Regions from separate parts of the Homo sapiens genome. Here region 2 is linked to region 1. Evidence: chromatin contacts called from ENCODE POLR2A ChIA-PET data. All regions are on one chromosome and are shown on one strand. The core of a region is the stretch at or near the end of the contact, and the rest is flanking DNA. Distances in the headings are between cores, read along the strand shown.

What was found. ChIA-PET counts read pairs that join two places held with the same protein, here RNA polymerase II (POLR2A).
Region 2: POLR2A ChIA-PET joins it to region 1 with 10 read pairs in PC-3. The contact joins two enhancer-like sites. POLR2A ChIA-PET finds 5 or more read pairs at or near these places in 2 of 52 experiments (PC-3 and activated CD4-positive, alpha-beta T cell).

The regions. Positions count from the first base shown.
Region 1 is chr13:46,332,732-46,335,663 of GRCh38, reverse strand. RUBCNL (rubicon like autophagy enhancer) reads left to right here. Exons shown (of 15, transcript NM_025113.5): 15 at 1-983. Among named protein-coding and RNA genes, the nearest start is that of LINC00563, 36 kb to the right of the region's middle. RefSeq lists a silencer at 1,470-1,549. Within about 2 kb of position 1,548, at least 2 of the 41 ENCODE cell types and tissues checked have a DNase peak (open chromatin) inside an H3K27ac peak, as active enhancers do.
Region 2 is chr13:48,491,645-48,494,576 of GRCh38, reverse strand. All of the region lies in intron 14 of RCBTB2 (RCC1 and BTB domain containing protein 2), which reads left to right. Among named protein-coding and RNA genes, the nearest start is that of RCBTB2, 40 kb to the left of the region's middle. RefSeq lists an enhancer at 1,017-1,096. Within about 2 kb of position 1,461, at least 31 of the 41 ENCODE cell types and tissues checked have a DNase peak (open chromatin) inside an H3K27ac peak, as active enhancers do.

The sequences.
Region 1 (2,932 bases), core at 299-2,798:
TATTACAGTACAAGCCACCATCTCTCTCCTGAACTTCTATTAGATTGAACTACGTAGCATTGCTGCTATTTTATAATTGTTGAGCTACCAAGTGGCAATTTCATGTGTGGTTCAACCTAATTAAAAACCTCCTATCTCCTCTTTCCACACTTGCCCCTCTATAGTCCATTCTCCACACAACACCAGAATGTTTATAAAGCATAAATCAGATCGTCTATCTCCGTGGATTAAACCCTCTGAAGACTTAATTTAAAATTAAGTTGGGTGGGTGCTGGCTCGTGTCTGTAATCCCAGCACTTTGGGAGGCCAATGCAGGAGGATGACTTGAGCCCAGGAGTTTGTGACCAGCCTGTGCAACATAGCGAGACCCTGTCTCTTAAAAAAAAAAAAAAAAAAAAAAAAACAACAACAACAACAACAAAAAGACACAAATTAGCTGGGCACAATGGTGTGTGCCAGTATTCCCAGCTACCCAGGAGGCTGAGGTGGGAGGATCGATCGAGCCCAGGAGTTTGAGGCTGTAGTGAGGCATGATCCCGCCACTGCATTCCAGCCTGGGTGACAGAGTGAGACCCCATCTCAAAAAAAAAAAAGTCCAAATTCTTTACCCAAGTAGGTTTCCTGTTGGGCTTGACCTGCACCACTTCCTGAGCTGTTCCTCTCTTCCCTCCATCAGGAACCTCTTTAAAAATTCCTCTTGCCCTTAGTATACCCCCAAATCTTCCCCCACTTTCCTTTGGGGTACAGTGAGTCTAAGTGATCCAGAATTTAGAGCCAGAAGCACTTGGATCCTTTCACTTCTAGTCCTGTGATTTGTGATAAGTTGCTCAAATTTCTTAAGACTCCGGTTTCCTATTTGTAAAATGCTGACAATCTGTCTCACAAGGTTGTCGTACAGATTAAATGATATAAGTTATGAAAAGTATGTTTAGCATCTTGTCTATCACTTTGTGTATAAAATTCAGTGTTTTTTTTCCCCCTGGCCTCCAAGCTCCCCTGCCTACCCTTAGTCCATCCCCCTTCCTTTCTGAATCATAACTTCTCTATAACCTCTTTATTCAGCCCTGGTATAATTCACACATCTGAATCATTATACCTCCCTCCTGCTCGTCTGACCCTCTGAGTCTTCCATAAAAATAACATCAACTTTCCTAAGGGACCCTTTCCCATTCAATCAGTTGTCGTGGGGAGGAAAGAGTGATTGTTTTGGCCCATGGGCATCATGAGAATGTAGAGTGGACCGTTAACAGTCAGGAAACCTACATGGAAAGGGTGGCTTAGACACTTTCAAGTGCAGTGACTTTGGACAGCTCATTTAATCTCTGCGTCTTGGCTCCCTTATCTGGAAAGTGGCACATAACACCAACCTTGCAGGGTGATTGTGTGCATCCAACAAGATAATGGAAGTGAAAGTGCAGTAATGTAAAGCACACCGAGATGTAGCTTAGAACAGTTACTCTCTTCTGGTGCTAGTGCTTATGAAAACCTAATGCTGGTGGTTTCCACCTTCAGAGCACATGTCAGTTGCCATTGGATTTCCTCAGAGTCACCTCCCTGTCAACCGTCTTTCACTGTCAGAGTCCAGATTGGCCACATTTCGGCTGAGCTTCCTGGGGCCCCGTCTTTGGATGAGAGAATTGGTGTGGGAGTGGCACAGCCCTAGTAGGCCAGATTTGGCACATAAAAATTCAGGCACCTAATTAAACTGAACTTGAGATATATGAGTAAGTTTTTACTGTATATATGTCCTGTGTGATATTTATATGTTTCTTCCAACCCTGAACTCTATAGAAAGCTGGGTGGACACCTTTCCTGCACTATGGCCATTCACGGTGGCCTGTGAGCTAAAGTGACATTCTGACCATGTCCTGACTAGTCACAGAACATGTGCCACCCTCTTGGCTAGTCATTTTACTCAGGGAGCTGCTCTTGGTGGCCATGGCCAACTGAGGATGCTGATATATGTGCATCTGCACAAAGCTCTCCTGGTACTGGAAAACTGACCACAATTTTCAGGTCTCCATCGCCCATCTTCTGCATCTTTACTCCTTGGGTGATCTCATGTATCCAGCAATTCTCAGTTGAAGACAATTTAAAAATCTATCACTGAGCATCAGCCTTGCTCCGGAAGCACAGGTGTGAACCTGACCCAGTGTGTACTCTAGAGACCCTTGCAGCCTCCGAAGTTGACAGTTTTAAACAGTCAGAATCACCTTCTGATTCCAGCTCCTCCTCAGGCTCTCACTTGGTTCTAAAGCATGACCTATAAAAATGCTCCAATAAGTACATCTTCCTCACACCATGGGGGCAGGAGAGTGGGTCAGGCTGCATACCACAAATGCCACCAGGCCCTCCCATTCCCTTGCAGAGTAGTCCTAGGACCCCCTGGAGAAGTCTCCCAAAGATGCATGCTAGGGAACACTCTCCATATACACACACATTACAAACACAAACACAAACGCATGCAGAATTTATTGCCTTTTTCTGGCCAAACCTGATTCCAATTAGGTTAACTTCCTCTGTTAACTACCTCCTCTCCTCCCCAACCTGAAGTTGTGACATGTTGTCTCTGCTGTAGCGTCCAGATGGCCAAAGCATGGGGCAGGGCTGACCCTGATGCCCCATGCCAGGCCCCTGCCCCTAGCCCCTGCAGCCATCTGGGTCCGTGTGGATCCATGTGGGATCTCAGTAGCTGCCCCCTTCCAGTTCCCCACAGAGGAGGAAAAACGTCAGAAAAGGGAAGTGGGGTTAAGATGGTGCAGACGAGTTAGTGGGTGCAGCGCACCAGCATGGCACATGTATACATATGTAACTAACCTGCACAATGTGCACATGTACCCTAAAACCTAAAGTATAATAAAAAAAGAAAAGAAAAAAAAAAAAGAAAGAAAAAAAAAAAAAGATGGTGCAGTCAGTTACAGCATCTCCACTG
Region 2 (2,932 bases), core at 212-2,711, 2.2 Mb before region 1:
TTTCTAGAAAGTAAGCTCTTTGAGGCATGGCAGGGACTTTGTTTTGCTCACAACCATATCCCCAGCGCCTAGGACGGTGTCTGACACAGAGTAGGTACCTACTAAATACCCCTTTCATGGATGTTCAGTTTTGCCTATAGAGATGCACTGTTGTACTACAGCCTGTCCAGCTAATTGCTGTACCCTAAATTAGTATAATAGACTATAAGTAAAATAGACTGTATATGTACTTAATGTAAAATACAAGCTTTCGTAAATAAAGAACAGTGCTGTATTTGATTTGCCTGGCTCAAATAAGCAAGAAATGGGCTCTTTCAGCAAATTATTATCCCTCATGCTGGACTGTCACTTAGTACATAATTAATATGAGCCAGGGATTATTCTAAGCACAGTTCATGTTTCATTTACTCCTCAAAACAACCTTATATGACATAGGCATTATTATATTAGATCCAGTTTATAAATGAGAAAACTGAAGCTTGGAAAGATTAAGTAATCTGAGTAAACTAGTAAACTGCAAAACTGGGATACAGTCCAAGATTGGGCACATTTTAAAACCGCATGTTTAACTACAATTCTCCATTGTCCTCAGTATTTTGAAATCAGGAGTATTTATGCATGGATTCAACAAATATTCACTGAGTGCCTGCTACATGCCTGGCACTGCCCTACGCACTGGGGTACTGCAAATGAACAAAACAATCCAAAATCTCTGCTCTCATGGGAATTTCTGGTGAGGGGAGATAGGTGATCAATAAATGAATAGGATATATAGTATGTCAGATGGTGACAAGTGATATGGAAAGAAGTAAGACAGGGAAGACAGCCTAGGGAATGCCATCCTGAGATGAAAGTTGAAATTTTAAATAGAATGGTCAGGGAGGCAAGACATCAGTGAGCAGGTGACTCAAGCAGAGACCTGAAGGAGGTGTGGGTGGTGTGTTCTGGGAAAAGCAAGCCCGGTGTGGAGGGAGCACAGTGGGGAGGGAAGTAGCTGATGAGGCAGGGAGATGGTGCGGTGGAGGTGCACAGTGGCGTGTGTGGGAGGAGGCAGGGCCTGCAGAGTCCATAGGCAAGTTTCAGGAATCAGAGTTCCAAGGTGAGTGGCCATCAGAGGGTTTGGAGAGGAGCAGATATGATGGGCATTTGAAGTAATCCTCCTGCCTCCTGGCTGCTGTGTTGAGGAGGGAGGGAGGGAGGTAGGGAGAGAGAGAGAGGGTGAGAGAGAGAAGAGAAGAGAGAGAGAGAGAGAGAGAGAGAGTGTGTGTGTGTGTGTGTGTGTGTGTGGAGAGAGAGAGAGGGTGAGAGAGAGAAGAGTGTGTGTGTGTGTGTGTGTGTGTGTGTGTGTGTGAAGGAGGGTACTTAGGAGGCTGTATAATCCAGTAAGTGATGATGGTGGATTGGTCCAAGTTATCACCTGTGGGGATGGTAAAAAGTGGTTAAGATTTTGAATACATTTTGAAAGTAGAGCCAACAGGATGTGCGGATGGATTAGATGTGAGGAAAAAAAAGACGACTGAGGAGGTTCTGTCCCTCAGCAGCTGTAAGGATGAAAGTGGCATCTATTGAGATATAGAAGATAGGAGCAACATTTTGGGGGAAATATCAGAAATTTGGTTTTGAATATGAGAAGTATGTGATGTCTATTAGACATCCAAATGGAAATGTCTAATAAGCAAATTGGATAAGCAAGCCTGGAAGTCAGAGAGAAATGTGCTGAAGTCAAAGCTATGAGGCAGTGACGTGAGACAGGTTTGAAGATTAAGTCCTGAGCACTCTGTGCTTAGAGGTTAAGGAGATAAGGAGACACCAGCAAAGGAGACTGAAGAGGAGTGAGCAGTAACGGAAGAGAGAAACCAGCAGACCGTTTCCTGCAGGCTGGGAAAGAAAGCGAAACAGGAAGGAAGAAGTCCGAACCACACCAGATGCTGCTGGCACGTCTGCACGAGGACTGAGAACTGACGAGTGGGTTTGGCGATGAGAACGCCGGAGGGGCCTTGGCAAGCAGTTTTAGCGCAGTGAGGCGGGAAGTCTGATCGGAGCGTGGAAGTAGAGGAACTGAAGATGGGGAATAGAGGCAGCTTTTCATGGTAATTTTATTATAAAGATAAAAAGGAAGAGCTTTGGGGCATTTGAGGTAAAACATCTTTACTTTTTTAAGATGTGGGAAATGGAAGCTTGTCTAATGATGCAAATGACTCAGTGAAGGGGAACAAGCCAGTGATGCAGGGGACAGTTGGTAGAGCAGGGCCCCTTAGTAGGTGGAGCAGTGGGATCTAGTGACAGAGCAAGGGCTCTGCTTTCTATAGGGTCTTGGACCTTTGATCCAGAGAAGATTGCATCCACAGGCCTCTCTGTAATAGGCAAGGAGACGTGGTGGGGAGAGCTTGTGGAGGTTCTTTTCAAGTGATTCTGGTTCTCAGTGAAATAGGAAGTCATGTCAGCTGAGGATGAGGATGAGAGGGGAGATGTCAGGCTTATGGGGAGAAGTATGAGAGTCCTGTAGGAGAATGAGCAAACTAGGAGAATGTGGTAGGACTGCAGGACAGAACAGAGGGCCCCATTTTGAACATGAAGCCATACAGAGTGGTAGCATTCAAAATAGACTACAATTCTTTAACTGAAAAATAATGGGGGCCTTGTTTTCTATGGACAGAATTCCCCTATAACCAGTACCACCACCCTATGCCAATTTATTGAATTCTTAGAATCACAGGAACTCTTTCCAAGTCCTGTCCTTAATTTAGTATTTAGGGGAAGATCCCACTCTAGAATAAAGTAAAGGAGCATGGATCCAAGTGATAACTTTTTAGGGTCCTTTCATTCTCCCATTAATTAGCAATTTTCCTGATGCTGTCCAGATCTGTGAGGCATCAAACTGCCCAGCCACCTAACTCCAGACACACTCTAATGTGTGTGGTGTAGGTATGAA